Regions from separate parts of the Homo sapiens genome. Here regions 1, 3 and 4 are each linked to region 2. The links are chromatin contacts, found by Hi-C or POLR2A ChIA-PET in ENCODE. All regions are on one chromosome and are shown on one strand. Each heading gives the region's core, a stretch centred on a gene start or an enhancer-like site at or near the end of the contact. The rest is flanking DNA. Distances are from core to core; before and after follow the strand shown.

Region 1 (3,533 bases), core at 795-3,294, 550 kb before region 2:
TCATTTGACACTGTTGATATTGTTCACCCATATGCATATAGAGCACATGTGCAGGATGAGTGGAGGAGGTGAAGGAGAAAGGATGAAAGAGTGACAGGCTGGGAGAGGACAGAGCATTAAATGCCCTGGGTGGGGGTGTACCACAGTGTATTTATCACACAGCAGTTAGGAACTGTACGTGTATCAGTGTGGGGGAATGTTAAGAACGTAGAGCTTAGTGGAAAAAATAAGAATGAGATGCACAGACTAATATTTCTATAAGTTAAAAATAAGTGCTCAGAAAAGTACAATGCACATTTTTCTAGCACTCCTGTAAACACAAAGATATACTTTAAGCATGTTAGAAAGTTTGCCTGTGGGTTGAGGGGAGTGGAGGTGGGCTGTGAGGATAAAGGGAAATAAAAAAGCATGTATACATACAGCGCATTTGCCTAGATACGGCTAGTGGTGTGCCAGGAACTATCACACATGGTAAATGCGACCCTATGCTCCTGAGATGCAAAACAAACAGAAAGTCTGCAGGGTTTTGTTTTTAAGAAGTCTGAAAGCTTCTACAGTTCAGTTTGCATGGGCTTCCCCATAACCCTCAGTGTAGCAGCTAAACCACAAGTGGTTAATGGAACAAAAGTACCCTTTGTAGGGTCAGAACAGAAACACAGCACAAACGCTGCCTAGAAACCACATGAAAGAAGGGATGCTGTGAGCCGCCCTTCAGGCTCACTTTTGGAAACTCACCACCTGGTAGCCCCCGCCAAGTGGGCGAATGTCCATCACAGCAGGCAAGAGTATTCCAAATGTGTTTCTGTTTTTAAAAAATCTCCTAATAGAAAGTGGAAGGTATGGCAAATGCATGTTAAGCCTGTAAGAAGAGACTGCATACAGTATTTTGATTGATATACCCTCTATAACATTTTAATATCTTTATCTCAATTATTCTTTCCTAATGTTGCAGTTAACTGTATTTTTTCATTTTGCTACGTAGACTCTGTCATCATTATTTTTAATGGCTGGGTAATATTTTATTGACTAAATGTACCAACATTTATTAGCCATTCCCTCTTTGTATGACATTTAGGCTGCTTTCTGCTTATGCCACTTATAAGCAGTGCAGAGAGGAAGGTATCTATGCTGCATGTATAGCTTCTTCATATTTTAAATTAATCCCTGACGATAGACAGGAAATTGAATTACTGGGTAAAGGAGTGTACAAACACATCTATGACTCTTGGTGCAAATTACTAAATTGCTTTCCAGAAGGATAGTAACAATTTACACTTCCACTAGCAGTGTGTTCTTGGACCGGCATTGTGTTCTATAAGTTCTTAATTGCCAATTTAAGAGCCAGTGTACATTGTTTTTATTTTTGCATTTCTTTGATTAATAGTGAGGTTGAAAATTGTCCAAGTTTGTTAGAGATTGGTATTTCTGTTCATATTGCTGTTGGAGTGGTCTTGGGTTATTCTTTTCCGTATATATGTAGCCTTTACTCAATATCGATATTTAGTCTTTGTCGTAATTACTACAACTATTTTGTTTTCCCTTTTAGAATTCGAAATTTTACATAAAGTGTTTTTCTTTAAATAAACCGATACCAATTAATTGGTCTTTCTCTTTATTTTGTTGGGCTAAATAAAAATGAAGATACCCTTTTGGCTAAATTCAAGAAAGAAATTTCACAGCATGGCATGATGAAAAATGCATCAAATTGAAGGCTTTGAAGGTAGACAAAGCCAGGTTCCAGTCCCTGCCCCTGTGGTGTCCTGGCTGAGCAAATCACTGAAGCTCTCCAAGCCTTGCCGAATTCATTTCTGCCATGGAAATGATACCCAACTTCATTTGTGGGACTGGGATCATGAACAAACACTGGCATAGCAGATGCCCAATAAACCTGGGTGCTCTTCCCAGATCCTAGGGCTGAGCAGGTCTTTCAGGGTGGCCAAGTGGCTATTTCAGAGAAATGGGCTTCAGGGCTCACCCCAGACTGCCTGTGGCCTGCCCCGCACTGCCCTGGAGCTGGTCATTTCCTTCCAGGCAGGAGGCCCAGGGACATGGCAGTGACTGTGCTTCTTGTTAGTAGCTCTGAACAGTGGAGCTGTTGTTCTGGCATATCTGGTAACCAACTTCCTGTTTTTCCCAGTGTGGTGATGTTCCTTTAGTCAACAGCAGGAGGGAAAGAAATAGTCCTGGATGGGTAACCTCGGTTTTCTAATCCTTTTGCTGGAAGAAATTCTGGCCCTTTCCACCATGGACTCTGTGATCACGAGGCTGTGTGACCTTGAGCTCTGGGCCATAAGGCCAAGTCCCACATTTGGGGAGGGAATGAGGAGACAGCGAGTCACTATTGCTTGTAATTCAGGATTGTGGTGCCCATGAACTAATGCTAATGTAAAGGTGTGTTGATTAAACATTAAACATTTATTTCCCACAAAGTGAATGGTATCACACATTCCTGTTCTCACATTCTAGGAAGAATGATTAGGACATGATCACTGGGGCCAGACTGCCTGAATTCAAATCCCAGCTCCATCATTTTTAGCGATATGACTTTAGGCAAGTGACTTAACTTCTATGCTTCAATTTTCTCATCTGTAAAATGAGGAGAATAATAGTACCTCCCTCAGAGGGTTGTTGTAAGGATTCAGTGAGGTAATGTGAGTAAAGTATTAGCAGTGTTCTAGGCCACATAGTAACCACATAATAGTTAGTATAAAGTCTGAATATTTTGGCCTGGCGCAGTGGCTTACACCTGTAATCCCAGCACTTTGAGAAGCCAAGGCGGGTGGGTCACCTGAGGTTAGGAGTTCGAAACCAGCCTGGCCAACATTGTGAAACCTCGTCTCTAATAATAATACAAAAAATCAGCCGGGCATGGTAGTGGGCACCTGTAATCCCAGCTACTCAGGAGGCCAAGGCAGGAGAATTACTTGAACCTGGGAGGCAGAGGTTGCAGTGAGCCAAGATGGCGCCATTGCACTCCAGCCTGGGCAACAAGAACAAAACTCTATCTCAGAACAACAACAACAAAAAAACAAAAAACAAAAAAAACCAGTCTGAATATTTTACTTGCTAAACTCCAGTTGAATTCATGGTAAAGGTAATTTGGTAAAATTTCTCAGTTCATTAGAAGTAGACAGTATTTATGAATAATCTGCATGGAGTGTATATTTAAATATATTTCTTAAAAGTTAGCTATAAAATATTATAAAATCAAGCTTTTCTTTTTATCTGCTTTGATTCTAAAATTCAGGGCTGTATTCTCATGAAAAAAGTTTGCTTCCCACTGAAATAAATGCCTCTTTGTCCCAGGGAAACACATAGAGTCTGAATTACTCCATTCTACAGGGTGGGTGCCATGGGGTGATGGAGAGAGGTGTGAGCTCACCACATGTGAATGTGGTCCCTGCTGTCTGGGGGAGGTAAGACCCTGGGTTACAGCCCTTCCCAAGCTCTAGTGGTTCCAAGGTTGAGGCTTCTGCTTCCCCTGCTGTGGGAAGGCAGGCGTCTGCCCCTGGTTTATGACTGTAAATGGATTT
Region 2 (3,483 bases), core at 741-3,240:
GAAAACTGAGGCTCAGAGAAGTGAAATGACTGAGACCTCCAGGTGCCACCTCCCTTTCAGCTGCTCCTGCCCTGCTCCAAGCAAGGATGTGCCAAGTCAAGAGAAGACAGAGGACAATTAATGTTATCTGAGGATCTCGGAGCCTCATCCCTGAGCTATGATGGTCTTTCCCTCCTTAGTTGGGAGCCCCATCACGTTCCTCCGAAGCTCTAGTTGTGTGATAAGGAGGGTGGAATCTGAGACAGAGAACGATGGCCCTCCAAGGAGGGAGTTCGGGGTGAGGAAAACAGCAAAACCATGTGCTAGACAAGATCTTCAACTGCAGGGCTCTGGAGGCAACTGGGAAGTTTTGAAAGTGCAGATTGAAGCTCAGGGCCGCTGTGGGTGGCGCAGGAACTGCAGAAGACAAGATAGGATTAGGGAGGGCCAGCAGGTTGCCAGAGGCCCTTTTCCACCTGCTGGGCTTAGAGGGGCGGGACTCTGCCCGCTCCCTCACTTGGTTGGGTTTAAATGACCACTCCCCGCCCTAGCTGTGCCTTTGAGTGTGTGGCAAGGGATTGCAGACGGGAGACTGCTTGTCAATTCAGGGAAGTCAGCCTCTTTCTGCCACTTAATTCGCCCATCAGTAGAGATCCGACTTTCCCACGGTTCACTGTCACCCCCATTGCACAGGTGGGGAATCCAAGGCACAGAGGCGTCTGGGCCAGAGTCCCGGGACTATCCACTCATTCCGGGGTTGTAGGGCAGCATGTGTCAGGAGCTTGGGCTCGAGCGTGCGGGGCACTAATTGCGAGTGCAGTGGCCACAGGCTCCCGGGCAAAGTGGTCAGGAGCCCATTCCCGCCACCTCCGTCCGCGCGCCCCGCCCTGTCCTCCAGCAAGTTGGTGCACGCGCGTCCTCCCACAGGGCGCGGGATGGGGGCGGGGCCTCCGTGTTGTTGTTTCTCTGGGGCCCCGCCCCTCAGGGGGGCGCGGACCACGCGGCCGGAGGGCCCGCCTCCCCTCCCCCTCCCCGCCCAGCCCGCCCGCCTCTTTGTATCCAACATCCGGGTTTCCCCGCTGGCTCGGCTCCGTGGCCGCCGCTCAGGAGCCATTTTGGACTCGGTTCAGCTCCCCTCCCCCCCACCCCTCCCCCCGTTCATGGCCCCTCCGGACTCGGCCCCTGCGCCCGGGGCCCGGGCCCAGCCCCGCCGCGCTATGCCTGAGTCGGGCGCGCCCCGGCCCGTGCCCCGCCGCCGCCCCCCGGCCCCCGCGTCGCCCCGGAGCCCGGGCCGCAGCCTGCGCCGCCCGCAGCGGCCCTGAGCCCGGCCCCGCCGACCGGCCCTTGGAGCCCGAACGCTGCTCGGGGACGAAGGCGCAGGAAGCGCGCAGGGAACGAGACCGAAGGAAGGAGCGGGAAGGAGAGCGCAGCCGCCGCCTGGCCCTGCGCGCCCCGGGAGCGCCGTGCGGCCCTGCCCGCGGGCTCCGGGTGTGCGCGGGGCGGCGCCGCGGAACATGACGGCGCCCTGGGTGGCCCTCGCCCTCCTCTGGGGATCGCTGTGCGCCGGTAAGAACTGGGCGCGGCGCGGGGACGCCGAGAGGGCGCGCGGGGCTGGCCTCTGGCGCCGCGCGGTGTTTACCAACAAAGGGCGGGCCCGGGGCCTCGTCGCCGCACCACCTGTATTCAGCCCTCACCTCCGGGGGCGTGGGCTGGGGGCGCGGTGGGCGCCCGGCTCGCCGAACTTGGGGGCACGATCTTGTCTGTGCAGTCATCTGCGGGATTCTGGTTCCTAGAGGCGCCCCTGCGATGGGGGCCGGGACGCGGAGCCTCAGGGTCGGAGTTCGGGCTACGCGGGCGCGTGGAACCCAGGGAAAGAGTGAGGAAAACCTGAGCGTGGGGAAGGCGGCCAAGAGGGGTGGGCAGATCTCATTGGGGGTGGCAGGATTGTAGGTGCAGCAGCAGCAGCAGCATGCGGGGAGGGTTGCATGTCCCTCAGAGTCACTAAGTGTAGCGAAGCGAAGGGGGCGGCTTCACGCAGCCCAAAGTCCCCTGCATCTCTTGCCACCAGTCTGCGTCGCGTTACCGGCCCGGCGGGCTGTTGGTGCTGGCTCCCACCTGCTCCCTCTTTCCCTGCCGTTGGCCCCGGGATGCGGAGTGTGGTCGCTTCGCGGGACCGCTTTGTTTGGGCACTTGGGAGGGGAGGGGGTGGGTAAGATGGAAAACCCAACAGGTCCCTCTTCCTTCGGGCCTCCAGGAGGCACGTGGCGGGGTGGGTGACCAGCGCTCAGCTCGCCCGCGGCTGCGGGCGTGTGGCTGGAGGTGTTCGGCCAGCGCATGTGTGTTTGGGGGTATGTGGGCGCGGGCGTAAACAAGCGGAGTTCCGCCTGGAAAGCTTGTTTCTCCTACGGTCCAAGCACCGATTTCCCTCTCTCAGTGGTGCCGGGGTGCGCCTAACCCCGGCGGGCGCGCCGGGACGTCCCCTGGCCAGTCCTGGGAAACGTGGGGAGCTGGGCATTGAAGCTCTGGCGAGAAGGTCGGGGCGGCTGGTACCCGGCCGCCGGGTCCTGCGCGTCTTTGTTCCCAGCCCCCATTACACATGCAGCGCGGGTCCCCCGCCGCCCTCGGTGGCAGCCGCCTGGAGTCTGGGAAACCCTCGAGGGGCGGGGCCGGGCGTGCAGGGGCGGGGCCGGAGTCCCCACGCTGCTGCGGGGGTGGGGATTTGGGATCTGCGTCCCATTCCCACCCTGGTTCTACCTTCTCCTGTGCGTCGTCGTGAGGCTTAGTTTACACCGAAAGCGAGTGAGTTCTGTAGGGTAGTAGCGCGCGCGCGCGCAGCCTGAGTCCGGAAACCGAAGGGCAAAGACCAGCTGGCACCTGAGTACCGTATGGAAGAGGGCGTTGCAGCTCTCCTGGAGCCGCTTCTTGGAGGCGAAGTGGTGGTCGTGTTGGACTTTCTGCTCTTTTTTGCCCCGCTCCCTTGGGATGCCTTTTCCCCAAGAAGGAGTGCTCGAAAGTGAAAGGGGAGGCATTGGTCTGCTAGAGGGAGGGCGGCAGCAAGCTGACTTGATAGGCAGACCGCAGCCCACCTGACTGCCTCCAGACCCGCTGGGTGCCTGATCCCTGGAAGTGCTGGGGCTCTTCCAAGCCCAGGCCTTTAGGAGAGCTTCCTCCCAAGACAGGACAGCTTGAGACCTGGGATCTGGGGATCACACCAGTCTCACACCTCCCTCCTTAGGCAGGGCAGGGCGGCATCAGACCCCTGGAAGGACTGTATGTCCTTTCTTTTTCCTCTGCTTCAGTCACCTAGCTTGGGCAGTGCTGAGCAGTGTACCCTGCCAGGGGGCAGTCAGAGTCACACTATAAGGACCTGTATTCCTGCCCTGGGAGGAAGGTGGGGGTCACTGGGTATTTCTTGTAGTCACATCAACCAGTCCCTGACCTGTGGAGAACTGTGAAAAGAGCTGCCCCAGGCCCAGTTTGGAGCAGACCTGACCGTCCTGTTGC
Region 3 (3,413 bases), core at 872-3,371, 950 kb after region 2:
CATGCCTATAATCCCAGCTACTCGAGAGGCTGAGGCAGGAGAATTGCTTGAACCCGAGAGGTGGAGGTTTCGTTGAGCCGAGATTGAGCCACTGCACTCCAGCCTGGGCAACAAGAGCAAAACTCCGTCTCAAAAAAAAAAAGTGTATGTTTCTTCTCCTGTTAATTTGTCTATTGTCAGTTCATTTTAGCAGTGAACACTCAGAGGGTGGAGGGGAAGCCCCTACAAGAGCTTTAAAAGCTACTGATGCTTGGGTCTCACTCAGAGATTCTGATATATTCAGCCCAGGTGTAAGATTTTAAAAGCTGCCCAGGTGATCCTAATGCCAAGGCTGAGGCCCCTGGAGGAACCCTGCAGAGCTGCACTCACTACTCAGCAATCCCAATCCACACGTGAAGGGTTAAGCAGGAGTACATTTGGGTGCAGGGGGCAGGGCATTGTTTTGGGACTCAGGGGCCTCTGAGGAGGCTTGTGGCCTGAGTTTCTGCCAACAAACTGAATGCCTCCTCTTCCCATAACAAAGCGTAGAAGCGGGAGGCATTTGCATTTGCCGCAAGGGGCTGTGACTTCTCTGAATTTGTCCCTCAAGCCCCAGGTGCTTCAGCCTTGGTGGGTGATGAAGCAGAGCAGCCTGGGGGTGACCTGTGCTAGGGTCCAAGGGTTTCCAAGCTCCTCAGAAAATCATACTGGCTTCAGTGGAGCTGCAGAGCCACTTGCAGGAGAACCTGGATGTGCTGTCCTTTGGAAGAGTGGCCATAAGGGTCTACGAGTTCATTTTAGGGTGGGCTCAGAAATCAGATTGACTCAGCAGGCCCCAGAGAGGAACCTGCACTTTTTTTTTTTTTGACGGAGTCTTACTCTGTCGCCCAGGCTGGAGTGCAAGTGGCGCAATCTCCACTCACTACAACCTCTGCCTCCTGGGTTCAAGCAATTCTCCCGCCTCAGCCTCCCCAGTAGCTGGGATTACAGGCATGCCTGGCTAATTTTTGAATTTTTAGTAGATACCGGGTTTCGCCATGTTGGCCAGGCTGGTCTCTTGAACTCCTGGCCTCAAGGGATCCGCCCGCGTCAGCCTCCGAAAGTGCTGGGATTACAGCCACCGCGCCCCTTCAATTAACTCCTATTTTTTTGTTTGTTTTTTGGAGACAGAATTTCGCTCTATTGCCCAGGCTGGAGTGCAGCGGTGCAATCACATTCACTGCAGACTTGACCTCTAGGCTCAAGCTATCCTCCTGCCTCAGCCTCCTGAGTAGCTGAGACTACAGGGACGCACCATCATGATTGGTTAATTTTTGTATTTTTTGTGGAGATGGGGGTCTCCCCATGTTTCCCAGGCTAGTCTTGAACTTCTGAGCTCAGGCAATCCACCCACCTCGGCCTCCCAAAGTGCTGGGATTACAGGCACAAGCCACCGCGCCCGGCAAACTTATCTCCTACTGATGGATATTGCAAAATTTTTCTTCTACCAAAAAAAAAAAAAAAAAAAAGATAGATATAATCCATACCATCTGTTCAATCTTGTCCTTTTTAACTTTTTCAGGGAAACTTCCCCCAGGTGATAGATGGATAGATACATGAGATAGACATAACGCATACGATCAGTTCAATCTTATCTTTTTTAACTTTTTCAGAGAAAACTTCCCTTAAGTGAACATTTAAATCTGAATTACGTCCTGTTAAACTGTTCTCCAGGAAAATAAAATAAAATAAATCTTCAAGTTTTTGTTTACCTAACAATTTGTTGTGTCGAACAAACCTTCCTACTTTTCAGGTAACAAAATGGCAGCTTAGGCTAGAAAGCCGCTCATATTCGCAGGTACAAGGGCTGGGTAAGAACGCCCCGCCTGGCTGACTAACTTGAGTTCCGCGCTCTGGACAGGAATTATGCACAGGGCGTCGCTGTGGCACTAGAAACCCCAAAGTCACAAGCGCCCCAGATCCGACCAGGATGCCGCTACCGGCTACAGCCCAGAGGCCCGCTCCTGCGGCGCAAGCCCGCCTTCCTGAAGAAAAAGCCCAGTCCCGGCAGCGTTCTTCTCCGGCTCCGCCCTTCTTCCGCTCGACTTTCTTTGCCATTGGCTGACAACGGAGTACATAAGGACGTCATTTCCTGCCGCCTGTCTTTTCCGTGCTACCTGCAGAGGGGTCCATACGGCGTTGTTCTGGGTGAGTTCCGTGTAGCGTCCCTGGCGCCTTCCAGGGCTAGAAAAATGAGCTTTTCCTGCTCAAATGAAGGGTGAGAAGACTAGTGATGAAAGCCGGTCAGACTGGATCTGTCTCCCGCCCGGCGCGCCCCACCTTAGGCCTGCGGCCCGCACGTGGCCAGGCTCGGGCTGGCGGGTTCCCAGAGTGCCCCGGGAGCGGGTGGAGGCCGCCCTCCAGCGGAGGCTCCGAGCTGGGGTTCGGACCAGGCCGCGGGTGGGCGGGAGTGCAGAAAGCGGGCTAACATCCTGTGTTGCTATCCCTTCGGAGTCCCACACGGCGGTGAGTCTAGGCCCAGGCGCTGATTTACACCAGCTACTTGGGCTGGTCGGGTTTTCCCTTCGCGCCGTGCGGGTCAGGAGTTAAGGTTCTCGGGTTTTTAGACAAACAAGTGGTGACAGCACAGCGAAGTAATTCCAAAGCATCCGCCTACAATCTGCTTGAAAATGTCTGAAAACAATTCATGCCTTTTTTGCCTTTAGTTTGCATATTCCAAACATGGCTGCTCTTTTGTATCTAGTTGTTAACTTGGCGCATCCACAACTTTTCCTTAATTCCTATCTTGAGAAGTGTTGAATTTCCATTCGCTAATTTCGTGTAGTTTTATTACTCGGTTACTCTGCCGTCCACACTATTTCCTCAGTAAGATGTGCGCTGTTCCGTAATACACGACATGTATGGGTTAACTTTCTGTTTACCCTTCACTACACTGTAAGCTCAATGCCTGACACTATAGCAGATGGAGTTTTTGGTTGCTTTTAAGGGTGTGCCCTACTTAACTCAATGGAATGAAAAGAAATAGGTTGCTCTCTTATTTCAGATTCCCGTCGTAACTTAAAGGGAAATTTTCACAATGTCCGGAGCCCTTGATGTCCTGCAAATGAAGGAGGAGGATGTCCTTAAGTTCCTTGCAGCAGGAACCCACTTAGGTGGCACCAATCTTGACTTCCAGATGGAACAGTACATCTATAAAAGGAAAAGTGATGGTTAGTCATTGCTTTAATTTTTTGTTACTCCAGCTGTAAGTACAAATTTTGAGCTTGCTATTCTCGTGGTTAGTTCTGGGTAATTTCTTTCTATCTTCCTTAAATGAAGCCAGACCCCTACGTTGAAAACATACTTTAAATAAATGTTCTTGTTATTGAGAGAAAAGATTTCTGCTCCAGGGGAGGAATATGTCAGTTGTCTGAGTTACGGGACTTGGGTTGGGT
Region 4 (3,515 bases), core at 221-2,720, 920 kb before region 2:
GAGGGAGGATGGGAGGCTGCTCCAGAGATGAGGGATGGGGGGATGAGGTTGGTGAGAGTGATGGAATCTGGTACATGGGCTGGGGGCGAGGGGCCCTCATCTTCTGAGCCAGGCCCCAAGATAGGAATAAGGTCAGAGCAAGGTTCAGTTCCGGTACATGGGCTGGGGGCGAGGGGCTCTCATCTTCTGAGCCAGGCCCCAAGATAGGAATAAGGTCAGGGCGAGGTTCAGTTTGGGATGTGGATGAGGATGAAGCAGAGGGTGACCACCCTGGTCTATTCCAGGAGGACAAGGGAATCAGGGAGAGCAGGGAAGGCTTCAAAGACAGGCTGGAGCCCCTAAGAGAGGAAGCAAGGTGGGGCAGGCAAAGGGGTTGCTGAGCATGTCTGAGGGGCCAGCAGGCTGGATGTCTGCAGGGGCAGCCGTTGATAAAGTCCCAGGATTCAGCTGAGCAGCAGTGAAGGCCTGGAGGCATCAGCTGGCTATGTTAAGTAGGGGCTTGGCTCAGCCTGGCCTAACTGATGTTAGATTTTGAGTTACTTTAGGTTTTGGGTGGGACTAGAAAAGCAGGGAGGGCTAGGAGACCACGCATGTGCAAGCACACATAGATATATATTGCCCATCGTTCCTAACCCTCCTAAGGGCAGGAGGCCAGAGGTATGTGGGTTAGGAATGCTATGGGCTGCAGCTAAGAGAAAACCTGGCTGAGGCTTTCAACTATATGACCTCAAATTAGCTCCCTGGAGATAGGTGGCCCCAGGGCTGGCTTAGTAACCTAACAATGGCACCAGTGGCACCAGGGGTGAAGGCTCTTTATCTGTCCTTGCCTTGCAGAAGGCCAAGGCACCTTGAGCAACATGTCAAAGGGCATCCCAACTGGTTGTATTATTTACCTTGAAGTGAAGTGACAGGATTTGAACTGTCAGCCCTCAGGGAGAAGTGTTCCAGCTACCAGGTTTTTTTTTTTTTTTTTTTTTTTTTTTTTTTTTTTTTTTTTTTTTTTTTTTTGAGACGGAGTCTCCCGCTGTCACCAAGGCTGGAGTGCAGTGGCGCGATCTTGGCTCACTGCAAGCTCTGCCTCCCGGGTTCACGTCATTCTTCTGCCTCAGCCTCCCAAGTAGCTGGGACTACAGGTGCCCGCCACCACACCCAGCTAATTTTTTGTATTTTTAGTAGAGACAGGGTTTCACCGTGTTAGCCAGTATGGTCTCGATCTCCTGACCTTGTGATCCACCCGCCTCAGCCTCCCAAAGTGCTGGGATTACAGGCGTGAGCCACCGCGCCCGGCCGCTACCAGCTTCTTAAGAAAAAAAAAGCACTGAAAGCGCTTGTGGTGCTGTCCTTGGGTGCTCCTTTGCTTTTATCTCAGAGGCTGGCACATTTGTAGGCAGGACTGTGAGACACAGTCTCCCCTGCCCCCAGGAGTGTGGCTGGCCCGCTCTGCCCTCAGGAAGTTTGCTTCCCTCAGATTAGCTCCGGGGCAGGTCCTGTGTCAGGGTGATAGGCACACGGTGCTCTCCCATTGAAGGTCACAGGAAGCGATCAGAGAGGCCTCTGAAAGATTTCTGGGCTTTTCTTCATCCAAAAACAATACTTGGAGTTGAAACAAAAAGGTTGAAGGGAACTGATCCGACAGCTGTGGGAAGGAGATGTACCTGTGAAGGTCCCTGTGGTCCATTTCAAAGGATACTGTTTTTCCAACTTCCACTGAGGTCACTGTGTCTGGGCTGCCCACGTCTGTTTCCTGCCTGCCGCACTGTCTTCTGCAGAGCTCTTTTGTGAGAGGAGGATTCGGCCTCCTCCCTGACGAGGTGGCCCCTGGGGATGATGGGGCGGGCTAGGCTTTTCTTCTGTACCATGACCAGGCGCGTCAGGGACCAGGCAAGGTGGAGACCAGCTCTTCATGGTACTTCTGTCCATCTGTGAGGCTTTGGACACTCGTGGTTTTCAGTCTCCTAGGCTGGAGTAAAATTTGTACTTATTTAACAAGGGTGTTTGCACATTTATTATGGGAACGAGAGGATGAATTCACCGGATCCCAGCCCTTGCAGGGTGCTGCAGGATGGTGGGGCAGGTTTGGAAATAGACAATGACTGTTCACCTTAGTAAGTGGGGGCCAGAGGTGTGTGTACAGAGCTGGAAGCACAGAGAGGGAGGATGCCTGTCAGGGGTACTAGAGAAGGCTTCCTCAGGGTGGGAACATTTGAGCTGGCTGTTGAAAGGTCGACGGGGTTTTATAGGGTGTCCATTGGCATCTGCACAATCACACTGGCCAGGGGTAAGAGATCCACTTTCCGATTTATTTCTAGTATCCTATAAGGATGAACCCAGAAGAAAATGGAAAGACTAAGGTGTTGGCCTTCTTTCAGGCACTGCTATTGTCTGACTTCCGTTTGTCCTGTGGCCAGATTTGCTCTGGAAGTCCCGCAGTTCCACTGCCTCTGTTATCACTACTCTCTGTTGACCCCATCTCCCAGCATGGTGGCAGCAGTGGAGTCCCCTCACCCTATCTGTGCCTCGTGTCTCTTCACTTCCTTTGTTCACCCAGATTTTCCTTAACGCTTTCTTCCATTGGAGTTGGTGTGGGTCATCATTCCCATCCGCCCTATCACCCTGGGCTCTCTTTGAGGGATCATTGTACACAGGGGCATCATTGTTCTCAAGCTACTAATGCCCCTTAATCTTGTTATGTCACCCCAGTGGTGTGAAGGCCAGGGCTCCTTAGAGGTAAAAGGGTCTCTTTGTGAGGCCTGGAGGGGAGAAGGTTGAGCGGTAGCTTAGGTGAATGCTGCCTGAGCAGATGTCTGCAGTGGGAGCAGAATGGTGTGATTTACTCTTTGTTTTTGTGGGATGTCCTTGGGGAGCCCACAGGTGCTGTCCATTCATCAAGCACTGGGAGATGGTCCATGGCAGGGAGGAGAGTATGGCTATTTATTGAGTTTCATTTGGTCATAAGACTGGGCAGGTTGATTTCTTCTGCCCTGAAGCACTTTGCTATTACCAGCTGGGACTCCACTTATCAAGTTCTTTTAGGAAATTACCCAATGAATTGGTGGAGGTAAATGATGCAGGAGGTTTGACCAACTGCATGGGGCTACAACATTGCAGTTCATGCTCATAATGGCAGCAAATGCTTGAGGGAATCCCTGAGTATGCATCTATTTCTTGAATCATGGCATCTGCTATAGGAAATCCTCTTAAATGTATTCTTATCTCCCTAATAAAATGGAAATTGGTACTTAATTGGTAAAATTTTAAATAATTACCCAGCATCTGGTGGTTCATTTATGGCTTCAACCAGATGCGTTTTATTAACAACAAACTTGCTTTTATTATTGGGACGCTAACTATTAATTTACTAGGCAATATGCCCCTTCTAAAACCAGAAAAAAATGCTCACAGAACATACTAGCCCTTCTCTCTTGGGATATTTCATGCTTTAATTAAATGCTGGGTTGAAGGCCTAGGATTTATCCTGTTGGTCTAGTTCTTGTTTGGTTCTGAGAGCTGCTCCT

What was found. Hi-C counts contacts between places; a loop is a spot of excess contacts on that map. ChIA-PET counts read pairs that join two places held with the same protein, here RNA polymerase II (POLR2A). Pooled maps may share reads with other maps.
Region 1: a pooled map shows a loop between it and region 2 (4-fold over the local background). The contact joins the enhancer-like site here to the promoter of ACVR2B-AS1 in region 2. A Hi-C loop is called at or near these places in 2 of 50 pooled maps. POLR2A ChIA-PET finds 5 or more read pairs at or near these places in 2 of 52 experiments (activated T-cell and naive thymus-derived CD4-positive, alpha-beta T cell).
Region 3: a pooled map shows a loop between it and region 2 (6-fold over the local background). The contact joins the promoter of RPSA here to the promoter of ACVR2B-AS1 in region 2. A Hi-C loop is called at or near these places in 8 of 50 pooled maps.
Region 4: a loop to region 2 is called in a pooled map of psoas muscle, with 6 times the contacts of the local background. The contact joins the enhancer-like site here to the promoter of ACVR2B-AS1 in region 2. A Hi-C loop is called at or near these places in 2 of 50 pooled maps.

What each region holds. Positions count from the first base shown.
Region 1 is chr3:37,907,474-37,911,006 of GRCh38, forward strand. The region is part of intron 1 of CTDSPL (CTD small phosphatase like); the gene reads left to right. Among named protein-coding and RNA genes, the nearest start is that of CTDSPL, 47 kb to the left of the region's middle. Within about 2 kb of position 2,045, at least 5 of the 41 ENCODE cell types and tissues checked have a DNase peak (open chromatin) inside an H3K27ac peak, as active enhancers do.
Region 2 is chr3:38,452,830-38,456,312 of GRCh38, forward strand. ACVR2B-AS1 (ACVR2B antisense RNA 1) reads right to left here and starts at 1,991. Exons shown (of 2, transcript NR_028389.1): 1 at 1,674-1,991; 2 at 1-396. ACVR2B (activin A receptor type 2B) reads left to right here and starts at 1,061. Exons shown (of 11, transcript NM_001106.4): 1 at 1,061-1,545. The coding sequence starts at 1,494. It also overlaps a transcript of XYLB not described here. RefSeq lists enhancers at 643-1,142, 1,747-2,330, 2,331-2,915 and silencers at 861-910, 921-1,040, 1,461-1,740, 2,551-2,730.
Region 3 is chr3:39,404,599-39,408,011 of GRCh38, forward strand. It overlaps RPSA (ribosomal protein SA), which reads left to right and starts at 2,122. Exons shown (of 7, transcript NM_002295.6): 1 at 2,122-2,166; 2 at 3,023-3,188. The coding sequence starts at 3,056. RefSeq lists enhancers at 1-257, 1,843-2,634, 2,016-2,155 and a silencer at 2,326-2,505.
Region 4 is chr3:37,529,762-37,533,276 of GRCh38, forward strand. The region is part of intron 13 of ITGA9 (integrin subunit alpha 9); the gene reads left to right. Among named protein-coding and RNA genes, the nearest start is that of ITGA9, 79 kb to the left of the region's middle. Within about 2 kb of position 1,471, at least 2 of the 41 ENCODE cell types and tissues checked have a DNase peak (open chromatin) inside an H3K27ac peak, as active enhancers do.